Linked DNA regions of Homo sapiens: region 2 is linked to region 1. A link is a contact called in ENCODE Hi-C or POLR2A ChIA-PET data. All regions are on one chromosome and are shown on one strand. Each heading gives the region's core, a stretch centred on a gene start or an enhancer-like site at or near the end of the contact. The rest is flanking DNA. Distances are from core to core; before and after follow the strand shown. Region 1 holds the start of POGLUT1 (protein O-glucosyltransferase 1). Region 2 holds the start of KPNA1 (karyopherin subunit alpha 1).

What was found. Hi-C counts contacts between places; a loop is a spot of excess contacts on that map. ChIA-PET counts read pairs that join two places held with the same protein, here RNA polymerase II (POLR2A). Pooled maps may share reads with other maps.
Region 2: a map of CD4-positive, alpha-beta T cell shows a loop between it and region 1 (5-fold over the local background). The contact joins the promoter of KPNA1 here to the promoter of POGLUT1 in region 1. A Hi-C loop is called at or near these places in 1 of 168 maps with a recorded cell type or tissue (CD4-positive, alpha-beta T cell) and 5 of 50 pooled maps. POLR2A ChIA-PET finds 5 or more read pairs at or near these places in 1 of 52 experiments (B cell).

What each region holds. Positions count from the first base shown.
Region 1 is chr3:119,467,525-119,470,224 of GRCh38, reverse strand. POGLUT1 (protein O-glucosyltransferase 1) reads right to left here and starts at 1,262. Exons shown (of 11, transcript NM_152305.3): 1 at 1,119-1,262; 2 at 315-405. The coding sequence starts at 1,203. RefSeq lists a silencer at 986-1,185 and enhancers at 1,236-1,405, 1,098-1,598.
Region 2 is chr3:122,513,628-122,516,327 of GRCh38, reverse strand. It overlaps KPNA1 (karyopherin subunit alpha 1), which reads left to right and starts at 1,389. Exons shown (of 14, transcript NM_002264.4): 1 at 1,389-1,571. LOC107984000 (a long non-coding RNA gene) reads right to left here and starts at 1,299. Exons shown (of 2, transcript XR_924403.3): 1 at 1,200-1,299. RefSeq lists a silencer at 1,422-2,111.

The DNA.
Region 1 (2,700 bases), core at 13-2,512:
CCTCAACAATATTTATCGAGCACGCACTGACAGCTAGCACCAGGGAGACAACAGCAAATAAGACACAGACCCTGACCTCAGGAAGCTTGCAGCCCAGTGGGAAAAACAGATGCACATGCACTGAATCCCGCAGTGAGTCAGTGGTTAGGTTGACACCACCTGAGCCTTTCCCATGCGAGAGCATTTTTATTCCCCAGAAATAGAAAAACATCCTTGCCTTTCTGACCACTGCAACCAAAATCTCTCAAGGATGTTAGAATACTTCCTGTGACAGCAACTAAACTCTCAAAGACACATCAAAGAAAAGAACTCACCCATGGTAGCAGCTGCAGTTTTGACTTGAACATGGTTCGTAATTCTCCAAAGACCTGTTAATTTGGTCAATAAATACTTTCCATTTTGAACCTTTAAAAAGTGAAGTAAATGAGAGTTAAAAAAATTTTCCTGAATGTTATTTGCTGACACCACACCAACAGAAGAAACAGAAGACCAAAACTTTCAGAAATCCCCTTCCCATCCCACTGATGGAAACGAAACGCTAGGGAGGAATTTTTGTGTGTGCAACTCCCACGCTCACGTCAAGTCTGTTCCTCTATCCGGCTGTCAGGTGTCCAAGAAACTGGAAAATTCCCAAGCTTAATGCTCAACCCTCAGAATGCTATGGATAGTGACGCGGACTCTCACTTTCTACTAATCAAATTGAACTCCACAAAGAGGATCAGTTAAAAGCTACAGACATTAAACCCCTCTTCTCTTCTGGCAACGCATATACACACACGCTCGCGCGCACGACATTTGCCCCCATCCCCGACCCCTCAGTGTTTCAGGCAGGTCCAGAGTAGCCAAGCACGGGCCACGCCTCCTGCGGGTGAACGGGGAATTCCCTCTCCTCCCTGTCATTCTGAATTCCGGGGAATGGGTTACTCTCCAGGGTCCAGAGCAGGAGCAGAGACCCCGGCACCTCACTCTCCGCCGCAAGGCGCCCCGGTGCCTTCTGCCCAGCTCCGAGCTACAGCGGCCACGGCATCTTCCCGGGAGCCGGCCGCGCGGGGGAGCGCCTCGGGACTCCGGCCAGACCCCGAGCCCAAGGGGCAGGCTCGGCACTGCCCGGAGCCCACCTGACTCCTTCTGGCGGCCCTGCGCTGAGGGCAGGAGGAACAACAGCAGCCAGAGCCGAAGCGGCGAGCTAGCCCACCACTCCATCGCCGGCAGACCTACTGCAGATTCCCCGCTGCGGCGCTGGCGGAAGCGCGGCCCCGCACAAAGATGGCCCGGGAGCCGCAGCACGTGGGCGGCGGGTCGCCCCGCACAAAGATGGCCACCGTGGCCCCACCACCCTTCCTCCAGTCCCCAGCCTTGAGGCGGAGTTTCCCTGAGAAGGCTGCGCCGGGAAGGTGGGGAGGATAAACGAATGGACCAGTTGCCTATCCTCCCTCCCTGGCACCCCTGGGAAAATAGGTCTGCAGCCAGAAAACTGAAGGTCAGAGAGGGTATGTTTCACGGTTAGTGGCACAACCAAGACTTGGCATAGAGCCTAGGCCAAACAGTTCTTCTCTTGACGTCAAATTGCCTCTTATCAAATAGCATAAATTTGTTGAGCATGTGTGTGTGTGTGTGTGTGTGTGTGTGTGTGTGTGTACAGCACGGTTAGACCCCAAAGGTTGCAATTAGCATAGCAGGGATCCCTTTGTAATAGGAATTTATAACAGTTGGGGTGACTTAGACGTAGGAAAAAAGATCAATGGTGTTAAATAAAGTTTATGGGAGGTCGTTGTTTTGGACAGAACTCTGGCACTAGGCCTCAAGAGAGCAGACAAAACCAGAATGGAGGCAACTTGTCCTAGGTGCTGCGTAATTAAACTCAGCTTTAAAAGGGGTCAGTTTTCCAACAAATAGGAGAAGGGGCCCATATACCTGAGCTGGCATGATAAAGAAGTCCCCTCTGATGTAACTCTTTGAGGAAAGTAACTTCAAAATGACCAATCTGCTTTTTGTTCCTTATTTCTGCTTTCTTCAGCCCTTTTCTGCCTATAAGCCCAACCCCTTCTGCTCAGCTCATTAGAACACTTTTCTGTTTTATAGATGAGATGCTGCCTGATTCATGAATCACTAATAAAAGCCAATTCGATTTTTTTTTTTTTTTGAGACAGAGGACAGTCTAACTCTGTTGCCCAGCCTGGAGTGCAGTGGCACAATCTTGGCTCACTATGACGTCTGCCTCCCGGGTTCAAGCAATTCTTCTGTCTCAGTCTCCCGAGTAGCTGGGATTACAGGAGTGTGTCACCATGCCCGGGTAATTTTTGTATTTTTAGTAAAGACAGGGTTTCACCGTGTTGGCCAGGTTGGTCTCAAACTCCTGACCTCAGGTGATCTGCCCACCTCGGCCTCCCAAAGTGCTGGGATTACAGGCGTGAGCCACCATGCCTGGCCAAGAACTTTAAACTAAATTTGATGAAATTTTGTTTCTTGACAGTGGGCAACATGATACTGGACAATATAGGTATATAGTATAGTACAGGTATATATCTTTATACAGGTATATATAGGTCAGTGTAGATATATTTAGTAATCATAGAACTACAAATATTTATCTATTTTCTTTTTTTTTTTTTTTTTTGAGATGGAGTTTCGCTCTTGTTGCCCAGGCTGGAGTGCAATGGTTCAATATCGGCTCACCACAACCTCCGCCTCCTGGGTTCA
Region 2 (2,700 bases), core at 140-2,639, 3.0 Mb before region 1:
ATACCCCAGACTTTTGGATGGGACCATCAAGGACTAGCTAGGAATAAGGGTGAACCGGAAATAAATTAGCTTTCCCAAAGACTGAAGACCGGCTCTGAATAATCAGTCTTAGTTCCTTATTGGAATAAGGTGATCTGTCTTCAGTCTAGCTGTGGTCAGGCAAACTTGCCCTTAAGTCTCTCCTGTTGAACACACCTTCCCTTTCCCCAGCCCCCTTGCTCAAACTCAACTCTGATCTTAGTAAACACAACATCAGCGGGAGAATGCTGATGCAGCAGAGAGAAGTCCAGGACAAATGAACATTGCATAACCTAGGATTCAGGTAGAGTGGTCCTCTCTCCTCTCCTCTTCCCTGGGACATTTATAAATGTATTAATCTACCTCATCTCTTTCACCTTGCTTCTTGGCATGTGTTTTAAATCTGTCTACTATTCCGTGATCCCTGCTAGGCTGGCTTCAGTTTTTCTTCTTTTGAAGCCACTACTCCATTTGCTCCCCCAAAGAATTCCATGAAATTTAACATTAGCAATCATTTGCTCCAAGTTTTCGTTTGAGAGCAGTTGAGAGTAAAACGAGTATGTGTTTCATGTAGTTTCATTATTATTATTATTATTATTGTTATTATTATTTTTGAGGCAGGGTCTCACTCCGGTTGCCCAGGCTGGAGTGTAGTGGCGCGATCTCGGCTCACTGCAGTCTCACCGTCAACCCCGGGCTCAGGTGATTCTCCCACCTCAGCCTCCCGAGTAGCTGGGACTTCAGGCGCCCGTCACCACCCCCTGCTAATTTTTGTGTTTTTAGTAGAGACGGGGTTTCGCCATGTTGCCCAGGCTAGTCTCAAAACTCCTAGCCTCAAGTGATCCACCCACCTCGGCCTCCCAAGGTGCTGGGATTACAGGTGTGAGCCACCGCGCCCGGCCCTTAATTATTTTTGATACTACGCATACGTTATCAAGCAAAGGGGATGGGAGATAACTAAAAAAGGAATGTCCAGAAGCTTCCTGCATTCATGCTGCATGTGAGCCCTTTAGACACGAGGCGCTGACCTACTAATTTTGTAATACTCCCTCAGCCTTCAATCATTCCATCATTCATTCCATCAACGCGTATTAGGTACTTAGAAGCTATACAGAGGTGAGCATCGATCCGCCCTGGAAGAGCTTAGCAAAGACAGGTTTGTACATATAACTTTCTCCAACCTTTGCCATGGTCTGCAAACCTCCTTCTTAGCGAGACCCCCTCCCCGACCCCCGACTCTTCACAGGCTGGGCGCTAACCATTAGGAATGTCCGGCGAGAGAGCGTTACAAGACTACGTCTCCCGGCAGCCTCTGCGACAAGCGCCGGAGGGGCGCGCGTAGGCGCTCGGGCCGGCCCCCGCACGCAGGCGCACTGCGAACGCCGGCTGAGCTGAGTCTCGCTGCTCGGTGCGAGGCGGCGGAGAGCGAGGCCTGGTGAGCACCGCCGAGGCGCGGGCCAGCTCTTCGAGGTTGTGCGCGGGAGTGGCACGGCGGGCGGGCGAGCGAGGGGCTAACTTCAGCGGTGGCACCGGGATCGGTTGCCTTGAGCCTGGTGAGTGCTGGGGCCTTGCGGCCCCGGCCCCTCCCCCTCCCGCCGGCAGATCCGGGCAGTCCCGGAGGGACTCAGGAGAGGCCCTGGGGCGAGGGCGGGTGCCGGCAGGGCCTAGAGCCGGGGTTCCTGGGCCGGACGCTCGCGCCGCGTCCGTGCGTCACGGGCCCGGCTGTCCTAACGGCCACAAGGCCGGCGGAGGAGAGGGTGGGGGTGGGGAGCCCTGGTGTGATCGCCATCGGGAACGCCGGTCGAGGCTAGGCGGGGCGGGGCGGCGTGGCGCGGCGGCGGGGCTGTAAGCGGCGCCGGGGACTGCGGGGCGCCGAGGCAGCGGGCGGAGAGGAGGCGAGCGCGGAGCCTGCGCCGCGGCCGGGCGGCGGGCGGGAGGCGGGGGTGGGCCGCGCAGAGCGCTGTGACAGAGGCAGGAAGGAGCAGGGGTGGCGTGTAAAAATTCTAACCCTGGCAAAAAGGGACCGTCTTGGGAATTCACAAGTTACAGACCGGGTCGGAGCCGGCGGCCCGGAGGGAGGTGGGGGAAGCGGGGGGTGGAGACGGCCGGCTGCAGTTTACCGATGTCATAACAACATGGGCCTGGAGCGGCTGATCGGGGGTGTGGTAATTATAGCAATGACAGAACTTGGTCTGCACGCCGCGTGTGCGATGCGAGGGAAGCAGCGAGGTATCGGATTAAGCTCAAAACGGGAGGAGGAAACAAGGATGACTGGAGTCAAGGAAGTCGTCATGAAGTAATGTTTTAGGATTGGGTCGTGTTCCACTTTTAAATGAAAGCGTTCAAAATATTTGATTTTTAAGGTTTCAACTCAGAACAAACGATTGCCGAGTTTTTGTTTGTATTTTAAAGAGATGGGGTCTCGCTATATTGCCCAGGCTGTACTCCAACTCCTGAGCTCAAACTGTCCTCTTGCCTCAGCTTCCCAAGTAGCTGGGACTAGTCTTGGGCAACCACACCCAGCTCTGCAGAGTATTTTTTTTTCTGAAACGTACTGTCAAGTAATATTAACTTGAATTTCACCCTTTTTTCTTAAATAAACGGTTGCTTAAAAATCTCTATTAGTAGATGAAGTGATTTCCCCCCTCCTGTTTTGTTTTTTTTTTTCTTAAGAGATGGAGT